Regions from separate parts of the Mus musculus genome. Here region 2 is linked to region 1. The links are chromatin loops, found by intact Hi-C in ENCODE. Cell type or tissue: gastrocnemius. All regions are shown on one strand.

The links. A loop is a pair of places that touch in the nucleus more often than their neighbours do. Peaks named below come from ENCODE experiments on the same cell type or tissue, not always from the same donor. Only the 100,000 strongest peaks of a DNase experiment are listed, where the experiment ranks them.
Region 2: a loop joins it to region 1, with 19 times the contacts of the local background. A loop is called at or near these places in 28 of 42 quality-filtered maps.

Annotation. Positions count from the first base shown.
Region 1 is chr10:115,319,550-115,327,549 of GRCm38, reverse strand. No RefSeq gene overlaps it. Among named protein-coding and RNA genes, the nearest start is that of Rab21, 8.0 kb to the right of the region's middle. In gastrocnemius, a CTCF peak has its summit at 4,067 (motif pointing left); a DNase peak (open chromatin) is centred at 4,053; H3K4me3 peaks cover 290 bases; H3K27ac peaks cover 212 bases.
Region 2 is chr10:115,613,467-115,621,466 of GRCm38, reverse strand. No RefSeq gene overlaps it. Among named protein-coding and RNA genes, the nearest start is that of Lgr5, 30 kb to the right of the region's middle. In gastrocnemius, a CTCF peak has its summit at 3,814 (motif pointing right); DNase peaks (open chromatin) are centred at 2,774 and 3,803.

The DNA of each region.
Region 1 (8,000 bases):
TTGGGGGGCTGCCGGGGTAGCTAGGGGGTGCTTGAGAGGTGGCTGGGGGTCTGGGGAGGCTTTTAGTTATTTCTGGTGCTGTCGACAGTGCTTCCCACCGCTGACTATTAAACATGTTGATCTCTTGGCTTCTCTGTCCTATTGCTTTACCATCCGTTTGTTTTGTTTTGTTTTGTTTTGTTTTCCTAAATGTGTGTATATGTTAGGTTATTTTATTTTTGTGTGTGTACATGGTTTTTTGTTTTGTTTTGTTTTGTTTTGAGGGTCTTTTTGTTTGTTTGTTTGTTTGTTTGTTTGTTTGATTTGTGTGTACATGTGTGGGTGCCTGGCGCCTGCAGGTGTTAGAAGAAAGTGTCAGATCCCCTAGAGCTAGTGTTTCAAGTGGTGGTGAGGCACCATGTGAGTGCTGGAAACCCAGTTCCTCTGCAAGAACGGCAAATGCTCGACCTCTGAGCCATCTCCCCAGCCCTAAACTTACTTCAGTTTTTATTACTCGTGTGTGTGTGTGTGTGTGTGTGTGTGTGTGTGTGTGTGTGTGTGTGTGTGAGGAGTTGTGAGGTGGGAGAGGGAGAAGAGAGAGTCACACACTGCAGTTTGACTTTCCAGAATTAGCTCTCTTTCCACAGTGGGTTCCAGGAACTGAGTTCAGGGCATCAGGCTGTCGAAGCTTGTGCTTTTACGTCCTGAGCCATCTCTCCAGTTTCCTGGTTCTGATCTTTTAACGAGACTTTTCATTGACTTTTAGGTCTGTGTGTCTGTATCCCAGTGGGGTCAGAAATCGTTCTCTCCTTCTGCTATGTGAGTCCTGGGGAACTCAGGTCATTAGGCTTGGTGGCAAGTACCTTCACCTACTGAGCCATATTACTGTCCCCAGAATATTCTTTTATTTCTTTAAATCAATACTGTTAAAGCCAGGTGGTGGTGGTGGGCCATAATCTCAGCACTTGGGAGGCAGAGGCAGGTGGATTTCTGAGTTCGAGGCCAGCCTGGTCTACAGAGTGAGTTCCAGGACAGCCAGGGCTACACAGAGAAACCCTGTCTCAAAAAACAAACAAACAAAAAAAAACAAAAACAAAAACAAAAACAAAATTGTCCGTATGGGTTGGGGAGATGGCTCAGCCGTTAAGAGGACCAACCGCTCTTCCAGAGGTCCTGAGTTCAATTCCCAGCAACCACATGGTGGCTCACAACTATCTGTAATGGACGGAAAGTTTGCCTTGATTGAACTTGATCTGAAGCCCCTTCAGAGGCTGGGTTGTTTTTTAGTGTTTGTAGTTGGGGGCAGGGGTAGGGGTGGGAGCTAGGGGTGGAAATGGGGGTGGGAGCTAATGCCCAGGGTTAGTCATTACCCTTCATGTGTAAAATCAACAGCTCCCGGATTCTTTTATCAGGTTGATTCGGGGTCGCAGTCTCTGATACTCTTGACCTTGGGGAGCAGCGTCTGAAAACAGGCGAGGAACGCCTCCTTCAGGAGTGTGAAGGCAGTAAGACTGTCCTGATGCTGTCAGGCCCGGCGTTGAATGATGCTCTCCTAATGGAAACCACACTGGGGATAGTTTTATAAGGCCATAAAGAAGGCAAGTTAGCTCGTTTCCTCCCCTGACTCCCGAACACAGAGCATCCCGAGGGGCTCCACTGGAGAAGAGAAGGATGGTGTAGTTTTTAGCTGAGCTTAATTTCGTTTTCATTCAGCTACAATAAATAACATAGCACATAAAACTCTGTGTCTTTGGGAGCGTATTTGTCTGAAAAAACAACAACAAATAATACGGCCATTATCAGTAAATGGCTCTCAATTATTTATTGGTTTAACGAGCTATTTTTGATGCCTACAGTATGCAGAAGGTACTATCGTAGATGCTAGTTATCAAGAATAAGGAAGAATCCACCTCTTGGTGCTGTTTAGGATGTGCAAGCAGACATACCTCTTACCTTGGTCCATTTCTACAGCTCTAATGAATGACTTTCTCTTCATGGCCTAAGGCACAGATTGTCTGTTTTACAGTGGCTGAAGCTGCAGTATAGGAAGACTGCATGCCATTCTGGGAAACCCACAGAAACATCATTTTTCTGGCTCCGAGGGGCTATCCACACACCTTGCTTCATGGTTCCCCTCCTATAGCATCCATACCTGCTGCGATGGACCACACTGCCTTCGCCTTTCCCTCGCTTTCGTCCCTGACATCTCCGGTTCTCACCTCCTCCTCCCGGAGCGGGTCGGGCACTCAGGAGGCAGAGGTAGGCAGATGTGTGAGTTCAAGGCCAGCCTGGTCTACAGAGTGAGTTCCAGGACCACCAGGGCTACCCAGAGAAACTCTGTCTCGAAAAACCAACAAGAAACCAGCAAGCCCGAGTGGTAGCATGTCCCCATAATTCCAGCATGGGGAAGCCAGGGACAGGAGGACGTCCCCCTCCCCCCAGAACTCATGGGGAGCTTCAGGTTCAGTCAGAGACATAGCCTCAGAAATAGGAGACACCCAGTGTCAACCTCTGGACTCCACGTGAATGGACCTGTACATGCACACACATGAGTGTCCACAAGCACACACACTCACACAGAGGGAAAAAATCAGAGATGCTGCGAAGAGTTTTTTGGTTGTTCAATAAGCTTCTCCAGCTACTAGTAGAGAAATGTGGATGTGGGAACGCAACGAGCTGGAAGTGGGGGAAGAGAGACAGAGACAGAGACAGACAGAGATACAGAGACAGAGGGAGAGAGACAGAGAGACAGAGAGGCAATAGATGGACTGAGGAAGACCATGCTTCATAGTTTAAGGAAAGTTTGTACAAACGTTTAAGTGCAGCTGGGCAGTGGTGACACACGCCTTTAATCCCAGCACTTGGGAGGCAGAGGCAGGTGGATTTCTGAGTTCAAGGCCAGCCTGGTCTACAAAGTGAGTTCCAGGACAGCCAGGGCTGCACAGAGAAACCCTGTCTCAAAAAACAAACAAACAAACAAACAAACAAAAAAGTTTAAGTGCATATACATTGAAAATTACTTCATGAGAAAACTGGCACTTAGAAAGTTTGGTCATTTTGGTATCTATAATATTCCAGTCATCCTGGATATAGGCTGTGAGGATGAGCCAGGTAGAGGTCTGGTCCATTGTGTCCGCTGTCAGGAATCAGAGCGAAGTGAAATCTACCCCTCAGCTCCTTTTGTCCCTCTCAGCCAGTCTGGGACCCTAGCCCGGAGAATGGTACCCAGCGCATTTAGGGTGGCTCTTCCTACCCCTGTAAAGCCAGTTTAGAAAACCCCTCCTCACAGATGTGTCCAGAGGTTGGCTCAGATGTGAGTCTAGATCTTTCGGGTTGCCAACCAATATTAACCACCATAATAGTCATTTAGGTCTAGTTTACATAGATCTCTTTAGGATTTCTAGTGTCTTATAACTACAGGAAACGGCCATGCTGCAGACTTCAGACTGACTCAGTGAGATTGTCTGAGTTCTGAACTGACTTTAGTCATTCGGAAACAGCCTGTTTGCAACACTATTACCAATAATTTGGTTACAGAATAGGCAATCCAATGTTTCTATCTAATATAACCAGATAGTTTTGATGCTCTGGTTATTTAAAAATCAATTTATTTTATTCTGTGTGTTTGTGTGTGTGTGTGTGTGTGTGTGTGTGTGTGTGTGTGTGTTTGTAAGCGCAGGTGTCCAAGGAAGCCAAGGTCAATGGGTGTCTTGGAACTGGAGTTACAAGCAGTTATTTAAAACAAACATTTTGATAGCTTTCTTTGTCTTCTCTTTTTAGCTCCTGACATATTTCATTAGAAATTGGCAAGATCTGAGAATTCTAACATTGAATACAATTCTTTCTTCGAGAAGAAATAGTTTTAAGTTTCTTGGAACATTTGCAGTGAACATCCGTCACCTTATGAACTGTAGTTTCTCCCTTCTTACGTTCCCCATGTCTCTTAGAATATTCCTGTTTTTTAAAACTCAGGGGAGAATCTTTGCCGGTAACCTTATTTTTATTGAAGAACACAGCTAACAGTCTTGGAAGGATTTGCCCTTACCTGGTAAATTTCATCGAGCTGCTGGTGCCCTCTCGTGGTCACTGCCCACACTTGCAGGTTATTTATTTTTGCTAGTGAGCCGGGAAGAGCCTCAGAGATTTAAAAAGACTAGAAACTGTAGGTTCTGAGCTTGCTCCAGAAAGGAAAGATACAGACAGGTGCTTGATTCTGTTTGGATGACCAAAGGATGTGAATTCTGGGTTGACATTGAACACCTCTACTACACCTTGTTCTAATTCTTTACCTGTTGCCTCCTACACGGGGAGAAAAATAGTCTCAAGGTCAACACAAGTTGCTGAGTAGGTGCACAAAGAAAGGAAAAACAATGTTTCCTATGGGGAGTTCGTGTTCCTTGCAGCTGCTGCCGCCTGTTGTTAATCACCCTTGCTAGGCGCATCTAATGGGGAATGCTTTAAGAAATTTTTATCTGTCAAAATCCCGTATGCCCAATCGAGTTTCTGAAATCTCATGTCCAATACACATCTTTTATACACTGGTCCTCCACTCATTGTCTTTAAATAGTGCGTACAAATGAAGCACTGCATTGCAGGACTCATAGGTCCAAACATTTGTTAGATGTGGTTCTAGCCCTGTGTCATAGTTCAGATTTCTATCGCTGCAATGAAACACTGTGACCGAAAACCAAGTTGGGGAGGGAAGGGTTTATTCAACTTACACTTCCAGATCTTAGTACTCCCTTCATGGGAGGAATTCAGGTCAGGAACTCAAGCAGGGCTGGAACTTGGAGGCAGAAGTTGATCCAGAGGCTATGGAGGGGTTCTGCTTACAGGCCTGTTTCCCATGGCTTTCTCAGTCTGCTTTCTTATAGAACCCAGGACTACCAATCCAGAGATGGCCCCACTCACAATAGACTGGGCCCCCACTCATTGATCATTAATTGAGAAAGTGCCTTACAGCTGGATCTCATGGAGGCATTTCCTCAACTGAGGATCCTTCTCTGATGACTCTAGCTTTTGCCAAGTTGGCATGCAAAACTATCCTGTACACCTTTGTATATAGCTATTTTCTCCAAATTAACTCCCCCGCCCCCACTGGTCATGGTGGCCCATGCTTTTAATCCCAGCACTCAGGAGGCAAAGGCAGGTGGCTCTGTATGAGTTTGAAGCCAGTATAGTCTACACAGTTAATTCGGGGCAGCCAGAACCACACAGTGAGAACCTGGTTTGAAAAAAAAGAAAGTAAATTTCACTTTAGAGGAGGTAGATGGAGGCTCAGGAGATTAACGGAAGTTATGAAGCTTAGGAAATGTACAGGACAGAGAGTATTCAGAAAGTTCCAAGAGTCATGAAGGGTCTCATTTATAGTAGTGAGTAATTCACAGCGGACAGCATCCATACATCTTCACCCCATGCTGGACTGGTCTTTGCAGAGCTCCACCTGCCTGAGCATCACTGCGCTCCTGCCCGTAACCCCCGCATCCGTGCGGCTGTAGGTAACCTCAGGAAAGTCACCGGCTCACCACGCTAGACTTGGTAGAATCATTCCTTTGTTCTGCTATGAGTGCCCTAGATGGGATGAAAAGACATTTTCCTTGGCTTCCTAGAAGTCAGAAGCTCCTTAAAGAAAAAGGACTGGTTTAAAGTCAAAGTCCTTGCCTTTCTGGTAACCGCCAACCTTCAGTGTGCCCTCCCCAGCCCCCTGCCAGTTGTAGAAGTGGACAGCTGTAGATGTTACGTTTCCTTTGGTTGTGGTTTTGTTCAGGTTCCTTTTTCTCCTATTGTACCCCTGTTTTAAATTCCCCTTTACCTCCTAATATTCAATTTTATCTCCCAGATGATTGCATATTAAAGTTTGTTACCCTAACTTCTTGAATTTGAAGAACTCCACAGAAACAGCCCATCTGTAAGTACTATCTCTCTAAGGAATTACAGAAATGTTTTTGAAGTCTCCTTGAGAAGAAGCCTAGTTAGAATAAAAAGGTATTGTGACACTCGCTGAAAGGACTCAATGCAGGATTAAGAAATGTCTTGGGTAGAGACTGAAGAGGCAAGCATGGGGCCTGCGTGGGTCTGTACCAGGTCCTCTGCATGTATTATGGCTGCTAGCTTGGTGCTTTTGTGGACTCCTAACAGTGGGAGTAGGTGTTTCTCTGACTCTTTGTCCTGCTGTGGGGGCTCTTCGCCTCCTATTGGGTTGCTGTGTCCAGTATCCAGATAAGGGCTTTGCCTTGTCTTACTTCTTGTTTTGTCCTGTTTGGTTGTCCTCACCTGGAGGCCTGCTCTTTCCTGAAGAGGAAATGAAGGGGGTGGGGTAGATGTGGGGGAGAAGGGAGGTGGGGGAGGGAGCTAGGAGGAGGAGAACGGTGGTATAGATATTGTATGAGATAATTAATTTTCTTTTTTTTAATGATTTATTTATTATTATATCTAAGTACACTGTAGCTGTCTTCAGACACACCAGAAGAGGGCGTCAGATCTCATTACAGATGGTTGTGAGCCACCATGTGTTTGCTGAGATTTGAACTCAGGACCTTTGGAAGAGCAGTCAGTGCTCTTAACCACTGAGCCATCTCGCCAGCCCGAGATAATTAATTTTCAATTTCAAAAAGTACCTTGAGGGCTGGTGAGATGGCTCAGCAGGTAAGAGCACTGACTGCTCTTCCAAAAGTCCTGAAGTTCAAATCCCAACAACCATGTGGTTGCTCACAACCACCCTTAATGAGATCTGATGCCCTCTTCTGGTGCATCTGAAGTCAGCTACAGTGTATAATAATAAGTAAATCTTTGGGCTGGAGTAAGCAGGGACTGAGCAAGTGGAGTTGACCAGAGCGAGCAGAGGTCCTAAAAAACATTCAATTTTCAACCACCATATGAAGGCTCACAACCATCCATACAGCTACAGCGTACTCACATACATTAAACAAACAAACAAACAAATAAATAAATCTTAAAAAAGAAAAAAGCCTTGAGGGCACAAGATTCTTCTACAGAGGGAAGCAGAACTGAGAAAGCACCGACCACGTGCATATTAATTAAATTCTTCAATGTCTTGTTCTCTCTACTGGCTGGCCTGGAATTTACTATGTAGACCAGGCTGGCTTTGAACTCACAAAGATGTGCCTGCCTCTCCCTCCTGAGTGCTGGGGTTAAAGACATGCACCACCACACCATCACCACCGTCCAGCTACTGTTTCTTCTTGTTGTCTCTAATATTTCTTTGGGGTTTATAGCTGTGGTGAACTGGAAAACATACGTACTTCCTTGGATAGAAGCAAGGTTTCTTTCTTTCTTCCTTTCTTTCTTTCTTTCTTTCTTTCTTTCTTTCTTTCTTTCTTTCTTTCTGATTTCTTTTTAATTCTTAATTATGGGGAGTTATGTGCTCGGGAGTTCAGGAGTTCAGGAGTTCAGTAGGCCGGGTAAAGGGATCCGACCCTCTGGTGCTGAAGTTGCAGAAGGCCGTGAGCTGCCCACTTGGGTGCTGGGAACGGACCTCGGGTCCTCTGAAAGAGAAGTCTGTCTTCTTAGCCATGGAGCCATCTCTCCAGCCTGAAAGCAGGGTTTCTTAATCTTGCCACTGACATTTTGATTTGAGCTGAATTGATGGCGGGTGGGGGGGAGGGGGATGGGAGGGGGGGAGTGGGGGAAAGTGTGGTGGCAGAGTGTGTCACTATGTAGGAACTCACTATATAGACTACATTGGGCTCCTTGCAGAGATCTACCTGCTTTTGCCTCCTGAGTGCCGGGATTCCTGGCATGTGCCACCATGCCTGACCTCTCTTCTTAAAGCCTTTTTACAAATTCCTTGGCGTTAAACTTCTAGTTTTCAGTTGACCTCTTTTGGAGGTTGGGTGGGGGCGGGGGGGAGGTGCTTCTCCACAGCTCCTCGTCCGTGCTTCTTTCTAACGTCAGTGTATCCTAGGCCCCTCTGAACCCCTCCCACACCATTCCTGTGTGACTTCATCTTTCTTCCTTTTTCATGCTCCTGTGTGTTGTACATGGATCCTGGAATCATCCTG
Region 2 (8,000 bases), 290 kb before region 1:
CTCTTCCAGAGTGCACATGGGACATTCTCCAAGACAGACATATGTTAGGCCACGACTCAACAATTTTAAAGAGATGGGAGAGATATCAAATAGCACTTCCAACCATGATGGTAGCAGCCCAGAATTCAATAACAGGAGGGAAATTGGATTTTCACAAATATGTGGAAGTTAAACAACATTGTCCTGAATGAGGAATGGATCAGAAAAAAATCAAGAAGAAAGCTAAAACTATCATGAGACAAAGAAAATAGAAACACAACCTACCAAAACATACATATACATCATGTACATACAGATCATATAAATACACGTATGCATATATATCATATATCATATACCACATATCACATATCATATACCATACATCATACATCATATATCACATATCATATATCATATATCATATATATATATACACATATACATATATATGGCAAGTAATGAGATTGAGTCAATAATCAAAAGGTTCTGAACAAAGAAAAGTCCAGGAGATTATTCAACCAAATCTTTACAGAATTAACATCAGTCTTTCTCAAACTGTTCAAAATTTAAAAAAATGAAAAAAAAAAAAAGATGAGAAACTGACAACCTAACTCACTTATGAAAGCACAATCGCCCTGACCTCAAAGGCAAACACAAGTACCAAAAGCAGGGCTGGAGAGATGGCCCAGTGGTTAAGAGTGCCATCTGTTCTTCCAGAGGACCTGAGTTCAGTTCCCAGACTCTGCTTTGGAACTGTCTATCACTTCTATTGCAGCAGATCTGATGCCCTCACACAGACATACATGCGTGCAAAACATCAATGCACAGAAAATAAAATTAATAGCGAGATCGGGCACGTTCAGGGTAGAATGGCTGTAGACTGGGGAATCGTGTGGAAGAGTGGGAGGAAGGATTGAGGGAACCAGAGAGGTCAAGGACATCACAACAAAACCTACAGAATCAACCTGGGCCCATAGGGGCTCACAGAGACTGAACCGCCAACCAGAGAGCATGCATGGGACAGACATAGGCCCTCTGTATATAATGTGCAGCTGGGACTCCTAAAGCAGGAGCAGGAACTGCCTGTGACTACACTGCCTGCCTTAGGATTCCTTTCCCCTGACTGGGCTGCCTGGTCTAGCCTCAAAAGAAGAAGACACACCTAGTCTTACTGGTACTTGATATACCAACTATAATATCCATGGGAGGCCTCCCCTTTTCTAAGGAGAAGGACAAGAGGAGTGGCTCTGGAGGGGAGGAGACAGGAAGGGACTTGGGAGGAGAGGAGAGAGGGGAAGCTGGGGTCAAGATATAAAGTAAATACCTAACTTAATAACAAAAATAATAAATAAAATGAATAAATTCTTTTTAAATCCTGAGAAAATAGTAGCAAAATCCAACAGAACAAAAGATTATCCACCAGGGATGAATTGAGTGAGATTCATCCCTGGAATATGATCGCTAAATGTGAGTAAATCAAAATGCCACATTAGCAGAACGAAGAGAAGATTCGTACCATCATCCCAACAAGGGGGAGAGAGTATAAAACACAGCATCCTGTCCTGATAACAGTCTGTGGAACAGAGACTTAGTGAGTTAGGGATAAAAGAAACACAACAGGGCAAAGGCCAGATAAGCCGGGGGGCAAACATCATTCTCACAGCAAAGAGCTGAGGATGGTTTTTTTTTTAAGAATAGGAATAGGATATGGATGCTGTCCTACTGGTACCCAACTCGGTGCTGAGAGTCCTAACCAGGGCAGCGAGGAAAGAAAGAAAAGGGCACCCCCCATGAGAAAGGAGAAAGCTAAATAATCCCATCAGGAAAAAAACAAAAACAAAAAAACAAAAACAAAAAAACATGTTTGGGAATGAAGCAAAGCCATGAGGTGAAGTATTGATGAAAAACATCATCGAAAACACAAATGAGCGAAAAGATAGTTCGTGTTCACGGACTGTAAGGTCGACACGCATTTACTGCCCAAAGCGATGTATAGATTCTATGTTTCTGTCAAATTCTGAATGGTATCGTTCACAGATGCAGGAACTCTGTCTACCGTCTATATGGAAACACAGAGAACCTGAGTAGCTTCATGGAGCCTTAGAAGACCTTTTAGAGCTGAAGGCACCATGCCCCATCATTTCAACAAAATCCAGCTGATGTTCAACGGAGGTGTGAACACTGTGCCACAGAGTAAGACTCGTCCTTAAGACAGGCGCGCAAACAAACGGAACTGGCTCGTCTCACATCCTCAAAAGTTAACTCAAACTGAATTTAAAAACTTAAATATTGGGACCTGAAAACATAAAACTACCAGAAAGAAAATACATATGGAAAACACACAGTGGTTTTTAGCATATGAACCCTAAAAATACAGATAACAAAATTAAACGCTGATTAACCTTGTTACATCAAAGTAAAAGGTCTACACAGCAAAGGAAATAATAGAGTCAAGAGGGGTGGGAAGAAAATATTTGTAAACTGCTATAATCGCATGGTTCGGTAATGCTCTTCCCAGAAGCCATGGGTTTTTAAACAAAAATCCCAGAGCCAAGTGTGAGATCTCGCCGTACGAGTTACTGTCTAGAGAGGTTCCCAGAGGCTCACAAAATAACACAGGTTACTGGCATTGCTCTTGGTTGTCCACTAGAACTAGATGGTAAGACCCTGTTGCTTAAAACAGGATTCGTTTTGAGAACAGGACACAGAGAAGTCAAGCTTGGACTAGGCTAAAAGCATCCCCTGTGCTGCTAGCTCTCAAAGTGGCAGAAGGTGCTCTACAGCTGGAGGGGGCGGGGCATAAACTGTCCCGCCCAGCTTTAGACACTGTATGCCGCAGTTCTGACCCCTTAAACAAGATGTGCCTTCTGTTGCAAATAAAATAAAATAAACCGGCATGACTATATAAGAATAACCAGCTGCATTCTGCCGAAACGTGAAAGCAGCTTCACAGAAAGGAATCCATGCCTGGTCCTGTGAGCTTAGTCAAAAGCCTAAGAGAAAGGCTGGTGCTGCTTTCTTATTGAATGGGCATTCGGTCAAATTGCTTTCTAAGTATTTTCTGCACATAGTCTAGTGCGGCCTTGGACATGAGAGCATCCTTGTGACTGTTAAGTGTTCAGCCTTAAGTGCGCGCTTTACATCGAAGATGCAGGGAAATCAAAGCGCGGAGGGGCGGGGGGGGGGGGAAGGGGGGGAGAAAGATTGTAGTAGCTGAAGGATCAAGAGAATCACTGTGACACACGATCTTCTAGGTATGATGCGGCCACTGCAATAACGATTACACTGCAGCTGTGACTTATGTGTACAAGACCTACAGCAAAAATAGGACAGAAAGAAGAAAAGGGCATGAAAGTAGGAGGGAGAGTCGGTGGGAGATACGAGGGACAGAGAAGGTGATAAGAAGAGGACTTAAGATGATCACAGCGCATTTGCATAAGCATATGGAACTGTCAAAATACAAAGAGGGGAAGAGTCTGCCTTTAGTAATTAAATAAATATTTTTTTAAAGAAACAAGAAGAGATTTAACAGCTTTCAGGAGCCAGTGGTGGGGGAGGGGAGGGGGACGACGGGGGGTGGATTATGGTGATACTTCACTCTCTACTAATACGCTAAGGACCAAATTGAATACTTGAAGTAAATAAAGTTTATGGTGTGTGAATTATATCTCAGTGAAGTTGTTTTAAATACTATAAGAAGACCACGCATTCACCTCACCTGGCGGGGGGGGGGGACGGGGGGGGGGGCTGCAGTGAAAATCTCCAGAAATCTGTCCTTCTCAGTCCAGCCTCCTGCAAACACACCATTTACAACCAGCAGAGGGAGCTAAAATAATAGCTTTAGCCTATGTCTGCTGTCACTGAAGGGGCGGTGGAAGAACGTCAAACTTAGAGATAACCGGTTTGGCTGAGTAATAACCCTATTTATTCTTATCAAAAGTATTGAAAGTTGATATAAATGCTCATCTTTTTTGAAAGTCTAAAAGTTTAAACATCTCAGAGGTTTTCTTTTTCTTTTATTGAAAATAGATTTTTTTTCATGCAATAGATTCTGATTCTAGCTTCCTTTCCCTCGACACCTCCGAGTTTTTTCCCACCTCCCCTTCCATCCAGATCCATCCCAGTCCTATCTCTCCTTAGAAAACAAATAACTCTGAAGGAAAAATAATAAAATAACATATAGTAAGATAAAATAGAATTAACACATCACAATAGGACAAGACAGAAGGAAGGGAGCCCAAGAGAAGATACAAGAAACAGATATAAGTGCAGACCCACTGGTTCACACATTCAGGAATCCCATAAAAACACAATACTGAAAGCCATAATATATACATAAAGGACCTGTTGGGGGCAGAGTGTTAGGGGGGGAGAGGGAAGGAAAGACACACAGAGACAGAGGAGGAGGAGGAAGGGGGGAGAGATGGAGGGAGGGAGGGAGGGAGGGAGGGAGGGAGGGAGGGAGGGAGGGAGGGAGGGAGAATAAATAAAAAGATAAATTTTAAATTAGAAAAAGAAAAGGCCCTGGCATGACATTGTGACACAAGGAACCTCCCAAGATGCCATTGGGTTTGTTTTCCATCAGCCATCTACTGCTGGGCATGCCACCTATACTTAAGAGTAGTCTACTTCCATCAAAACAACCCTGAGAGTTCACCTCACATCAATCAGAATGGCTAAGATCAAAAACTCACAGTGACAGCAGATGCTGGCAAGGATGTGGAGAAAGAGGAACACTCCTCCATTGCTGGTGGGATTGCAACCACTCTGGAAATCAGTCTGGCAGTTCCTCAGAAAATTGGACATAATACTATCAGAGGATCCAGCAATACCACTCCTGGTCATATACCCAGAAGATGCCCCAACATGTAATAAGGACACATGCTCCATTATGTTCATAGCAGCCTTATTTATAAAAGCCAGAAGCTGGAAAGAACCAAGATGTCCTTTAACAGAGGAATGGATACAGAAAATGTAGTGCATCTATACAATGGAATAGTACTCAGCTATTAAAAACAATGAATTTATGAAATTCTTAGGGAAATGGATGGAACTAGAAAATATCCTGAGTAAGGTAACCCAATCGCAAAAGAACACACATGGTATACATTCACTGATAAGTGAATATTAGCCCAGAAGCTTGGCATTCCCAAGATACAATTCACAGACCACATGAAGCTCAAGAAGACCAAAAGTATGGATACTTCAGTTCGTCTTAAAAGGGGGAACAAAATTCCCATAGGAGGAGATACAGAGACAAAGTGTGGAGCAGAGACTGAAGTAAAGGCCATCCAGAGACTGCCCCATCTGGGGATCCATACCATATACAGTTACCAAACCCAGACACTATTGTGGATGCCAATAAGAGCTTGCTGACAGAAGCCTGATATAGCTGTCTCCTGAGAGACTCTTCCAGTCTCTGACAAATACAGAAGTGGATACTTACAGCCAACCATTGGACTAAGCACAGGGTCCCCAATGGAGGAGCTAGAGAAAGAACCGAAGGAGCTGAAGGAGCTTGCAGCCCCATAGGAGGAACAACAATATGAACAAACCAGTACCCCACAGAGTTCCCAGGGACTAAACCACCACCAAAGAGTACCCATGGAGGGATCCATGGCTCCAGATGCATATGCAGCAGAGGATGGCCTTGTCGGGCATTAACGGGAGAAGAGACCCTTGGTCCTGAGAAGGTTCTATGCCCCAGTGTAGGGGAATGCCACGACAGGGAAGCAGAAGTGGGTGGGTTGGTAAACAGGGACAGGGGAGATGGGATGGGGAGTTTTTGGAGGGGGAACCAGGAAATGGGGTAACATTTAAAATGTAAATAAAGAAAATATCTAATTTTTAAAAAAATCTCAAAATAAGAAAGATTTGGAAAATTATAAAGAACAAACAAACAAAAGAGTAGTTTACTTCCCTGTGAGACTCCCTTGGAGGAAGCTAAATATTCATTTGCAAGTGGTTATCAGTTGATGACAGCTTCTGGGATAGGGATGGAGGCAAGTGTCCACTTCTCCTTTCAGCTCCGTCTGGTACACACCTGTGCAAGCCTGTGCAAGCCTCGGTCTCTGCATTCAATTGTGTGCCCGCCCTGTGCCCTGTTGTGGTTAGCAGACTTTCTTTCCTTCCCCTCTGACTCTCACACTCTCTCCACCTCCTCATCTGCAGAGCTCCCTGAGCCCTAAAGGGAGGGATCTGATAGTGATCTCCTGCTTAGGATTTGAATGTCCTAAGATTTCCAACTCTGTATTTTGCCTGACTGTGGGTCTCAGTATTTGTTCCCATCTGTGGTGGGAGGAGGCTTCTCTGGCGGTGACTGAGAAAGACGTTGATCTATGAGTATAGCAGAATGTCATTAGGAATCATCTTACTGGCAAAGGACACTGTCTATAAGACAAAAAGGCCACCAACAGATTGGGAAAGGATCTTTACCAATCCTAAATCAGATAGGGGACTAATATCCGATATATATAAAGAACTCAAGAAGGTGAACTCCAGAAAATCTAATAACCCCATTAAAAAATGGGGCTCAGAGCTAAACAAAGAATTCTCACCTGAGGAATACCGAATGGCTGAGAAGCACCTGAAAAAATGTTCAGCATCCTTAATCATCAGGGAAATGCAAATCAAAACAACCCTGAGATTCCACCTCACACCTGTCAGAATGGCTAAGATCAAAAATTCAGGTGACAGCAGATGCTGGCAAGGATGTGGAGAAAGTAGAACACTCCTCCATTGCTGGTGGGATTGCAAGCTGGTACAACCACTCTGGAAATCAGTCTGGTGGTTCCTCAGAAAATTGGACATAGTACTACTGGAGGATCCCTCAATACCTCTCCTGGGCATATATCCAGAAGATGTTCCAACTGGTAAGAAGGACACATGCTCCACTATGTTCATAGCAGCCTTATTTATAATAGCCAGAAGCTGGAAAGAACCCAGATGTCCCTCAACAGAGGAATGGATACAGAAAATGTGGTACATTTACACAATGGAATACTACTCTGCTATTAAAAAGAATGAATTTATGAAATTCCTAGGCAAATGGATAGACCTGGAGGGTATCATCCTGAGTGAGGTAACCCAATCACAAAAGAACTCACATGATATGTACTCATTGATAAGTGGATATTAGCCCAGAAACTTAGAATACCCAAGTTACAAGTTGCAAAACACATGAAACTCAAGGAGAACGAAGACCAAAGTGTGGACACTTTGCCCCTTCTTAGAACTGGGAACAAAACACCCATGGGAGGAGTTACAGAGACAAAGTTTGGAGCTGAGACGAAAGGATGGACCATCTAGAGACTGCCGCACCCGGAGATCCATCCCATAATCAGCCTCCAAACCCTGACACCATTGCATACACCAGCAAGATTTTGCTGAAAGGACCCTGATATAGCTGTCTCTTGTGATGTCAGTGCCTGGCAAAGACAGAAGTGGATGCTCACAGTCATCTATTGGATGTAACACTAGGCCCCCAATGGAGGAGCTAGAGAAAGTACCCAAGGAAATAAAGGGATCTGCAACCCTATAGGTGGAATAACAATATGAACTAACCAGTACCCCCAGAGCTCGTGTCTCTAGCTGCATATGTAGCAGAAGATGGCCTAGTCGGCCATCATTGGGAAGAAAGGCCCCTTGGTCTTGCAAACTTTATATGCCCTGGTACAGGGGAACACCAGGGCCAAAAAGTGGGAGTGGGGGGGGAGGAGAATGGGGGGGATGGGAGACTTTGGGGATAGCATTTGAAATGTAAATGAAGAAAATATCTAATAAAAATATATTTTTTAAAAAAAGGAATCATCTTACTGCTATGTTCCTTTAGCAACAGTAGTGTTTGCCTTTCCCCTCGGTCCCTGGGCTATCTAGTCTCAAGTTACTCATCGCCCAAGTGGCACTGGGATGGGTTCTATCTTGTGGAGTGAACCTTAAGTCAAATCATATATTGGTTGGTTATTCACAAAAGCTTTGAGCCACTGTGGGTTGACTTCTCTTTCAGGAAAGACCTAGTT